Regions from separate parts of the Mus musculus genome. Here region 1 is linked to region 2. Evidence: chromatin contacts called from ENCODE Hi-C or POLR2A ChIA-PET data. All regions are on one chromosome and are shown on one strand. Each heading gives the region's core, a stretch centred on a gene start or an enhancer-like site at or near the end of the contact. The rest is flanking DNA. Distances are from core to core; before and after follow the strand shown.

Region 1 (4,811 bases), core at 1,056-3,555, 45 kb before region 2:
AAAGTAACAAATACGTTATAGACCAGAAACACAAGACTCATTTTATTTTTTCATGGTCTTCATCTTAGTTGGTTATTTTCACAGATAATTTTTGAGGAAGTGGTCTATACAACCCCAGACTGTAAAACTCAATGAAAGATAATGCAAGTCGAGGCCATGGGGGAATATTTGCATGCTGACCTGGCCCACTCTGTTTCTTGGTCAGTTATACATTCCTAGGTGTATGATTCTTTGCAAGAAGAACTGAAAAAAGAAAGAGAAAAAGAAAAAGAAAGAAGATCATTCATTCACAAGTGTTTGTGGTGGCTCCATTTGGAAACTTAGTGTTCATGTTATTATCAATAACATGAACACTAAGGTTCAGAGGTAATCCTTACAGTTGAGCTAGCTCAATATAGTATTGCTTTAATTTCTAGTCAGTTTATGCAGACCCTGCCTTAGGAAACTGCGCAGCATTTTGGCTTTGCTTACGACCGAGTGTTAAGTAGGCTGCTGAGTAGGTAAGAAGAGTTGCTTTCTTGCTGCCTAGACTATGCTGTATAAAAAGAGATCTTTTTTAAAAAAGATTTATTTATTATTATATGTAAGTACACTGTAGCTGTCTTCAGACACTTCAGAAAAGGGAGTCAGATCTTGTTACAGATGGTTGTGAGCCACCATGTGGTTGCTGGGATTTGAACTCTGGACCTTCGGAAGAGCAGTCGGGTGCTCTTACCCACTGAACCATCTCACCAGCCCCACCCCCCCACCTTTTTTTTTTAAAGAGAGATCTTTTTTTAAGTTAAACATTTTTTTTTTTTTTGTAAAAGGCAAACTCTATTTCTCTCAGTGGTCAGAAGATAAAGTAGATGCCATTATAACAAAAATATTTTTAACTAAAGAAGTCCAGTAGTTTTTTTAGTTAAATACATAGCATATTAAATACTTATCCAAATAACTAGTTTGCTGCCTTCATTTATTCTGTAGTGTCATTATTAATTATCGCCTCAAGCCACTTTTTCTGGTCAGCTTTTCTTTTCTTTCCCTTCATGCTTTGCCTTGCTCTCCTTCCCTTTTCCTTTTCCTTCTCTTCCCCCCACCCCCTCTGTCTTTCTTTCTTTCCAGGCAAGGTTTCTCTGGGTATCCTTGGCTGTCCTGGTACTCACAATGTAGACCAGGGTGGCCTCAAACTCAGAGATCCTCCTGTCTCTGCCTCCTGAGTGCTGGGGCTAGAGTGGATGAAGCCTGGACTGGAGAGCTGGTTTAGCGTTCTGAACACTGGCTGCTCCTCCACAGGACCCAGGTTTGATTTCCAGTGCCTACACTCCCAGTGCCATCACAGAAAGGTAAACATTTCTAAATCGATACACTTTGTTTTAGACTGGTGACCTATTTTTCGTTTCTATGGAGGGTCACAATGCTTTTGTGATTTAATTTATATGGGAAAGAATGACTTCAGTCGGACAGCACGGTGGCATTTTCAGACCCTCACAGAGTCTGATCGCAGCTGGAGAGGTGCAGTTGTCTGAAGAGGGTCAGCTGTGCTGCAGTGTCTCCTTTGTGGACAGCACAGGCGGGGGGTGGGGGGGGTGGGGGGGGGAGCTGAGCACTCTTCTGACTGTGTGCATGTTAAATGGCCTGATGTAAAAAACAAAACAAAACAAAACAAAACAAAACAAAACAAAACAAAACAAAACAAAAAACTGGAACTGCTCCTCTCCATGAAAACTGATCACTGTTGTTGAGTGTAGAAAAAACTATCTGCTGGATTTTTACTACATTAACCAGAGTCTTCTACTAGGAAGCACAGGGTACAGTTCTTTCTGATCTCAGTATCAAAAATAGTTGTTCTTTCTCTTGACCAACTGGTTTATTTTTACCCTGTGGACAGGAATATTAGACAGATCACATTTCTGTCTGCACGTAGACTGCAACAAAGCTCGAGCTTACCCCCTTTCCTTTCTCTGTTCAACCCTACGGCAGCTTGGTTTGTTTTGTTTTTTCCTGGCCCTCACTTCTTGTGGCCACCATTAGTGGTGCACCTAACTTGCCTTACTGCCTTAGAATGTGCTTGGAGAGAGTGTTCCCACTAGTTGTACTCTTTGAAGGGCTTTGCACGCATTTGGCACCTTGACAGTGGCTGAATGAATATCAGTAAGCTGTTTAAAATTAGCTCTGTTCCTTGGCTTAGCACAGTAGAACGTTTGCTTAGCACAGAGCTTGCCCAGGTTCAGTCCCCAACGCTGCCCCCAAAGGTGCTACAAGTGCAGCTTTTGCATTAAGCTGAGGGTCATAAGACTTATGTGGGTGAGCATACGGCGCGGGGCTGTAGCTCATGTGGTAGAGTGCTTGTGTAACATGCAGGAAGTGCTGGCTTTGATCCCTTGCACTGCAGAAGTCAGGTGTGGTGGCTCAGCATTTGGGAGACAGAAGCAGGAGGAACAGACGTTCATTGTCAGCCTCAGCTACAGAAGTAGTTAGAAGCTATGCTGGGCCAGAGACATTGGCTCAACCTCCCCCCACAAAAAAATCAAAACCAAACCAAAACCAAACCAAACACCTCCAAAACAAAACAGACAAACAATGGAACTATTGAAATGTTGACTGCAAGAGCTAAGTGCAAGCACTAACACTAGAGTTGGCCCTAGGGGGCGGGATGTGGGAATGATTTCAGATTATTATTCCTGACAGGACAGCCTCTGGCAGGAAGTGAGTGAGTGCCCTGTAAGTATTTGCTGTGTATTATTGCTGTTACATAGCTCATGCCACTTGCATAGTTACCTTACCTGCAAAAGGACTTGACCTTCTTTTTTCTACTTTTGAAGAAGTTACTGGAAGGCTGGAGTCTTGGGTCTCCCTTCTGCTTTCAGCCCTCTTCTGCTCTAAGATGAGTTATTTAGACTTTGTGTGCCTCTGTTTCCTCCTATGTAAGGTGCTGTCTTTAATGTTGACAGTTCTTCAATTCTTTAAGTCCCAATGGGTCTTCAATTCTTTGATCTTGCCTTTGCTGAAGCAAGAGGGTGGGGGTTGCTCTGCCTGACTCTTTGATCTGGGATGGCAGAATTCTGGCTCTGAAAGGGACATGGACCCATCACACTGCTCCTGGGCCCCTTCTCTTAGCTTAATCATTGCATGGTTTTTACTTTTTCCTTCCTTTGATACTGTTTCACTCCTTTTGAAAGCAGCATTTTTGCATGCTATGCAATGCCTTGTGTCTGTTCTCTCCCCTTGCTTGGACATAAGTTCGATAAGAGAGAGATCTTTATCTTTTTGTTTCAAGTGCCTGACATACAATAGGTACATGTAGGGATTCAAAAACATTCTTGGATGATCAAATAGATGAAATCTTTTTATGATCCAGTAGACAATGTTGAGTGGATGTTTCTGTTAGTTTTTCACTTTTATTCTTTTCTGAAATAATTTGCTTTTCTGATTTCCACCAGTGACACCATCTTCATGTTACCATCAGGAGCAAATTCCTGAAGGATGGGATAGCCACATCAGAAAAAGCAAATGAGTTGATTTCCAGGAGGATGTGGTCAGTTTCATGGCTTAAGACGCAGACACAGTGGTTAGAACTTTTCTTGTACAAGGTAGATGGAGCTTTCTTCTCAAACAGGACCTCAAGAACTATAACAAGAGGCCACTGGAATCTATTTCAAATTGCCAGAATTTATCACTAAACTCCAGGCTTCTGCTGGCTTCTTCTGATATGCTTCTTGTGACATAGGAATTCCACAGGGGACTCCTTGTGGTTTCCACCGTCCGAGCTCTGCAGGCAGCGTTTGACTGCCCTTTGTTAGTCTCTGGCCCAGGCAGGTGCCTCCTGAAGGGGCCTCGGTCCTGCTTTTCACTGTGTCATTGTGGCTTTGTCCCTCCTCCACCTCAGACCAGTCCTTCTTAATCAACTGAATGAAATTTCCACCCCCCACTTTGGAAAGTCTTAAATATCTCATTTATTATTTATAATATTTATGGATTCTCCAATGTAGGTTTCCCTTTTGAGGGGTAATGGAGTAGTGGGAGTGGGGAGCAGGGTCATAATTCGTAGCTGAGATGGAACCTGATAAACTGCTTGCAAAACTGTCCAGATGCAGGTGCCTTTCTAGAACGTCATAAAGTTTCAAGGGGTTTAGAAAAGTCTGAGGTCATGCCCTTCCTACTTTTGGGGGTATTAAAATATCCTTTTTTACATTATGTGATTGTTAAAATATCTAACAATAGTAATGGCTTCAAATGAGTTGTCTTTGCTTGGAAAAATAGGAAATTGGCAACTTAGCTGATCAAGTATATGTGTACAGCACATACACACACACACACGCACACACACATACACACACACACATACACACATACACATACACGCACACACGCACACACACACATACACATATACACACACATACACACACACGCACACATATACACACATATACACACACACATACACACACACATACACACATACACACATACACACACATACACATACACATACACGCACACACACATACACATATATACACACATACACACACACGCACACATATACACACACATACACACACACATACACACATACACACACATACACGCACACACACACATACACACACACATACACACATACACACACACACATACACACATACACACACATACACATACACGCACACACGCACACACACACATACACATATACACACACACGCATACACACACACACACATATACACACACACACATAAACACACACACACACACACACACACACACACACACACACACACACACACTTCCTCAGCCTCTTGCCCTGCATGGTCAGCTTTTGT
Region 2 (4,936 bases), core at 1,507-4,006:
CTGGTAGTCTAGAGAATGCTTAGCATGGATGAGGTCCTGGGTTCAATCCTTCACACACTTACAGTTCAGATTATTAGATTCCTTCATGATGAGGGATGGGAATCAGCATTTTATCAGTGTCACCAAACATCGACACCTCGTAAAGGACAAAACCAAACTTCTATGTGTATGTGTGCATGTATGTATGCATGCATGCATATGTATATATGTATATATATACATATATATATATATACACACACATATGTGTGTGTGTGTGAGTGCATATACATGTATATATACCTAGACATATCTGCTTAATAGTTATTTACTTGATTTCTGCTTTGAGTGCTGTAATTTATCATGTTATTTTGACAAAGATTGTATTTCTGAATAACTTATAAGGTCAAATTAAAGATATATTTGGATAAGATTGAATAAAACATTTGAACTTTATGGCTACATTAGAAACGGAAATGTTTTTTCCTGGATGTAAATAGGCATATAAATTTCTCATCTAGATGCCACATATTAAGTTGTATTAAGCATCTACTTTCCAAATGGCTTAGTAAATCTAGGGCAGAGACTAACAGGGTGGCAGCGAAGGCCCCTGGAACCCATGCTGTGCCATACTGAGCATCCAGGGCGGCATCTCTCAGTAACATGCTGAGGTTGGGCTGTGCTTATGCTCTGGAAAGACAAGATGTTTTCTTTCTGCTGTCCTGAGATCTTGTGAATGCTTCAAGCCCTTCAAATGAAAGGAAATATTAACATGAAATGAAGCTGCCGCTTTGGTAGGAAACTGTTTTCATGTTATCCCTGCAAGTCTATCTTCTGTTATCCTCTGATGGTTTAAAGTGCTAGTTTCCAGGGTCTAAGTGGACTCAACATCATGACGGTAAAGACTGGGCACCCAGGAATCCTGTCCAAACTCTGGATCCCTCCCCAGCAGTTCACCTGCATAAACATTGTTTGGAACCTGTTCTTGCCTCTTGGATCCAGTAGGCAATTTTTTTTTTGAAAGAATGATTCTTAATAGTGTGTTTTGTTTTTTGTTTGTTTTTGTTTTGTTTTAATGGTTATACTAAGTATTGTACTTTTAGAAATGAAGTGTTTTGTTTTTGATTTTTTTGGTCAAGGTCAGGAGGACATTGGGAGCTACAAAGAGAATATGAGATATAAGAGCAAATATTATAATATATAAGACATAAAGTCTGGTGGGATACCTAGAAGTCAGAGGGACCAGCATATGTTGTAGGAGTAACAGTGACTTGGATAATGAAGGGATCTAACATTCACATGCATGTCTTGGGAGGAAAAGATCACAGACACTGAAGGTGCACAGCAGGAACACAAATGGTAAATTGATCTGAAATGGACTTTAACGCATCCAGACAGCACAGCATAACACACACGGGGTGTCCTGAGGAGGTGCCGTCCGCAGAATTCATCTGTTATGAACTTGGGATGTTCTCAGAACAGTAAGACAAATAGCAGGCAGACAGGGGCAATTACAGATATTCCGAGCTGTTGAGAGAGAATTACATATTTGAATACACTATTTGAGGGTTAAGAGCTGTCTAAATAAGAGAGTAGCAGTAAGAGCGGCCTTGGAATGCAGCCGTGGTGCTAGCATGCTGGGGATGTGAGTCACGCAGAGTGGGTGATGGGAAGGCCTCTGAGGGTTCTCAGGCTCTGTGAGAACCAGTGGGAGGCCACTGCAAAAGATGATTTCCAACAACAATCTGTCTTCAAGAGTTGTTCGGGACTAGAGTTTTCTAAGTAAATAACACTAAAGGATCTTCCAAAATGAGTTATGGTTGGGCAGTCAGGTAGCGACATTAAAAACAAAACAAACAAAACCAAAAACCAAACAAACAAGTAAAAAACTCGAAAACTAAAAGTCTGAAGTTTAAACATTTTTATTTCCACATACCTCTTTATAATCTCTTAGGTTTGAATCTTCTTTTGTGCCTGAAGTGTATTTGTTTGTTTAGCCACCTTTGTCTCTTCATACAGTTTATGAACTTCATAATTTCATTCCCTGTTGTTTGGTTTGTTCCTAGCATTGAAAGTCTCGTCTAAGAGACCTTAATAGTTTAGAACATTTATGTTTGATTATGTGTGCTGTTTACTTTTCTGGGTTTTTGTCTGTTTGTTTTGAGACAGGATTTCACTCACTTGCTCAGGGTAACCTTGAACTCATGGAAGTCCAAGTGCTGGGATTACACGTGTGAGCCACCACACCTGGCACCTGTTTTATTTTCAGCATAGTTTTTGAAATACCTTATCTTTTGGGCATGTGAGTGTTCCTGTCACACTTAGAAAACAACTCTAACATCTCCATGACAGGAGTTTTCTATACAGTGGCCTCGTTTGAGCCCCATCATCCTTACTGGGAACTTGTTAGAGATGTATATTTTGGGGTTAAGTCAGAAGCCCCTAGGGCAGAGTCCAGTTTGTGTTAATGAGCCACCCTGCTGATTCCAGGGCAGGTTGGAGCCTGGCCCTAGACCTATTGATAGCTCTGTGCTGTTGCTGAAGTCACACCTGTTCCTGCCCTTGGTCCCCTGAGCAGGTGGATTAGGGGTTCTCAGCCTTTCAGAGCTTGTTCACATGCTTACCCAAATCACCCCCTTAAACAAAAACACAACACTAAACCCATCAATGAAAACAAAAACAAACACTTCCCCTCAAAGGGCCTTGGGACTCAGTGACCTCTGACCTCATGCTCTGCCAGCAGTTTGGCTGGTTTCAGGTGACCCAGTTATCAGCAGTCCAGTCAGCTCTCCAAAATAGTTCTCATAGCTGTGGTCTAGACTAGGCAGCTATCTATCTTCTCCAGCTCCAGAGCCAAGGCAGTCTAAATGGCTTCTTTGGGCTTGGTAACAGAAACCCAGGGGCCAGAACTTTATTTGCAAACAGCAATTTGGACTCTTTTTCATAAAAGCCAACCGTGTTTGATTTCTTTCCTTGAAAAGTTTGATTTTTTTTTTTCAAATCTACTCAGATTACTCTTTTTTTTTTTTTTTAAGGTTTTCCTGAGGCTTATCCTCCACAGTTTCTCTGTGAAAAGAGTTTTTTAGCTTGTAAACTTAGAAGTTTCCTAAGCATTTGCTCTGGGTAGTTCATACAGATCATTTAAACAGTGGTTCCAGGGAGCCCCACCCCTCACTGCCCAGCTGTGTGGGGTCTCTATGAGGCTTCCTTAGAGTGATGCCTCCTTCATCTCAATAGTACTAACTTTTTTTAAAAAAGTCTTTAAGTGTATTCTTACTGGGATTGGTGTTTGCATGTCTTTCTCTTGTCTTTCACTCTTTTCCCTCTGTCCATCCCTTGACTAGAGGAACTTCCTAAGCTTCGGTCTCTTCTGTAGTTTGAACTGTGGACAGACTCCAGGGCCTCACACATGATAAAAATATATTCCACCACTGACCTACACTCCCAGCCCCCAACATTTTGCCTATGGGAGCCTCCAAGTTCTTTTTCTGTACGCATTTCTTTGTGTCTGCTATATCCTCCTTTGGATGCCACCCCGACACTAGTCTGTATCAAGTTATGTCCCATTCCCACAGCTCGGTCCCTCCTCCCAGGCACCTACTAGCTGATCCAATCTAGAACCAGAGCCATTGTCCTCGCCTGGATCTGTGGCCCTGTCAATCTCTCAACTCAGCAAGAGGCGCCGCCATCTATCAGCCTAGTGTTTCTAACATTTTCTTGGCATCTCCCTTGTTACAAACCAGTGTTTAGAAGCTTTTGGTAACTCTTCTGCAAATCCCAAGATAAATTCTGTTATCTTTGCCATTACTCTGCAGGGCAGGGAACCAACGCACATACAGTCAAGCTGTTTTCCTGAGGCCACAGAGCTATCAGTGGAGGCAGGATTCAAGCCAGACTGTTTCTGCAGAGCACAGGGTGTAACTCCCATGTGCTTCTTTCTTCTCTTATAGGTGTTGTACTAGCTAGGATTCTTATTGCTGTAATGAAACACGATGACCAAAAGCAACCTGGGGAGAAAAGGCTTTACTTGGCTCACACTTCTACATCATAGCTCATCACCGAAGGAAGTCAGGACAGGAACTCAAATAGGACAGAACCTGTAGGTAGGAGCTGATGGAGGCCATGCAGGAGTGCTGCTTACTGACTTACTCCTCATGGCTTGCTCAGCCTGCTTTCTTATAGAACCCAGGACTGGGGCAACCATGCCCGCATTGGACTGGGCCCTCTTCCATCAATCACTAATTAAGAAACTGCCCTAAAGACTTGTCTGCAGCTCAGTCTTATAGAGGCATTTTCTCAGTTGAAGTTCCTCTCAGGTGACTATAGCTTATGTCAACTTGACATAAAACTAGCCAGCACAGGTGACAAGGCTAGAAATCCAGGCTTACTCTTCACCTTCTCATTCCTGCTTGCCTGATTGAACCTTTTGATTTCATCTTCCTTAAACTGTGTGTCCATCTCTGCATTTCATTGTAAGGATTCATAGACTGGTTCTCCATCACCCCTGCCTCTACCACTATAACTAATGACCCTTCCCATTCATACCCCACTCTGGTTTTTAAACATTCAATGTTATTATTCTTCCTAGTGTTAAATGTGATCTGCACACACTTTTTTTTTTTTTTAAACCAGCCCAGTTCTTGTACTGTCAGTTATCCATAAGGCAGACGGCAGACAGCAGACTTTCTCTAGAGGCTACTTCATTGTGAGAAAGCCCTACCAATTCTGGGGCTCCAGATGGTTAAGAACCACACCATAAGGCAGAGAGCTGCAAGAGAGTCAGTAACTCCTTAGTGATACTGGACACTCAGAGGGGTAGGAAATTAAGGAGAAATGATGGGTTTTGATTAGTCTTTGACTATTTTCGTCCTTATTGTAATGAAAATATAATAAAGGAATTCGTTATCTAGTCTAGCTGAGGAAACATAGCCTATACTTTCGTGGGTCCCCAGCAGAA

The links. A loop is a pair of places that touch in the nucleus more often than their neighbours do. ChIA-PET counts read pairs that join two places held with the same protein, here RNA polymerase II (POLR2A).
Region 1: a map of heart shows a loop between it and region 2 (4-fold over the local background). The contact joins two enhancer-like sites. A Hi-C loop is called at or near these places in 2 of 37 maps with a recorded cell type or tissue (both heart). POLR2A ChIA-PET finds 5 or more read pairs at or near these places in 1 of 5 experiments (Patski).

What each region holds. Positions count from the first base shown.
Region 1 is chr3:85,856,210-85,861,020 of GRCm38, reverse strand. No RefSeq gene overlaps it. Among named protein-coding and RNA genes, the nearest start is that of Glt28d2, 29 kb to the left of the region's middle. Within about 2 kb of position 2,305, at least 1 of the 3 ENCODE cell types and tissues checked has a DNase peak (open chromatin) inside an H3K27ac peak, as active enhancers do; it is heart, where a contact is called at or near this core.
Region 2 is chr3:85,811,116-85,816,051 of GRCm38, reverse strand. No RefSeq gene overlaps it. Among named protein-coding and RNA genes, the nearest start is that of Fam160a1, 67 kb to the right of the region's middle. Within about 2 kb of position 2,756, at least 1 of the 3 ENCODE cell types and tissues checked has a DNase peak (open chromatin) inside an H3K27ac peak, as active enhancers do; it is heart, where a contact is called at or near this core.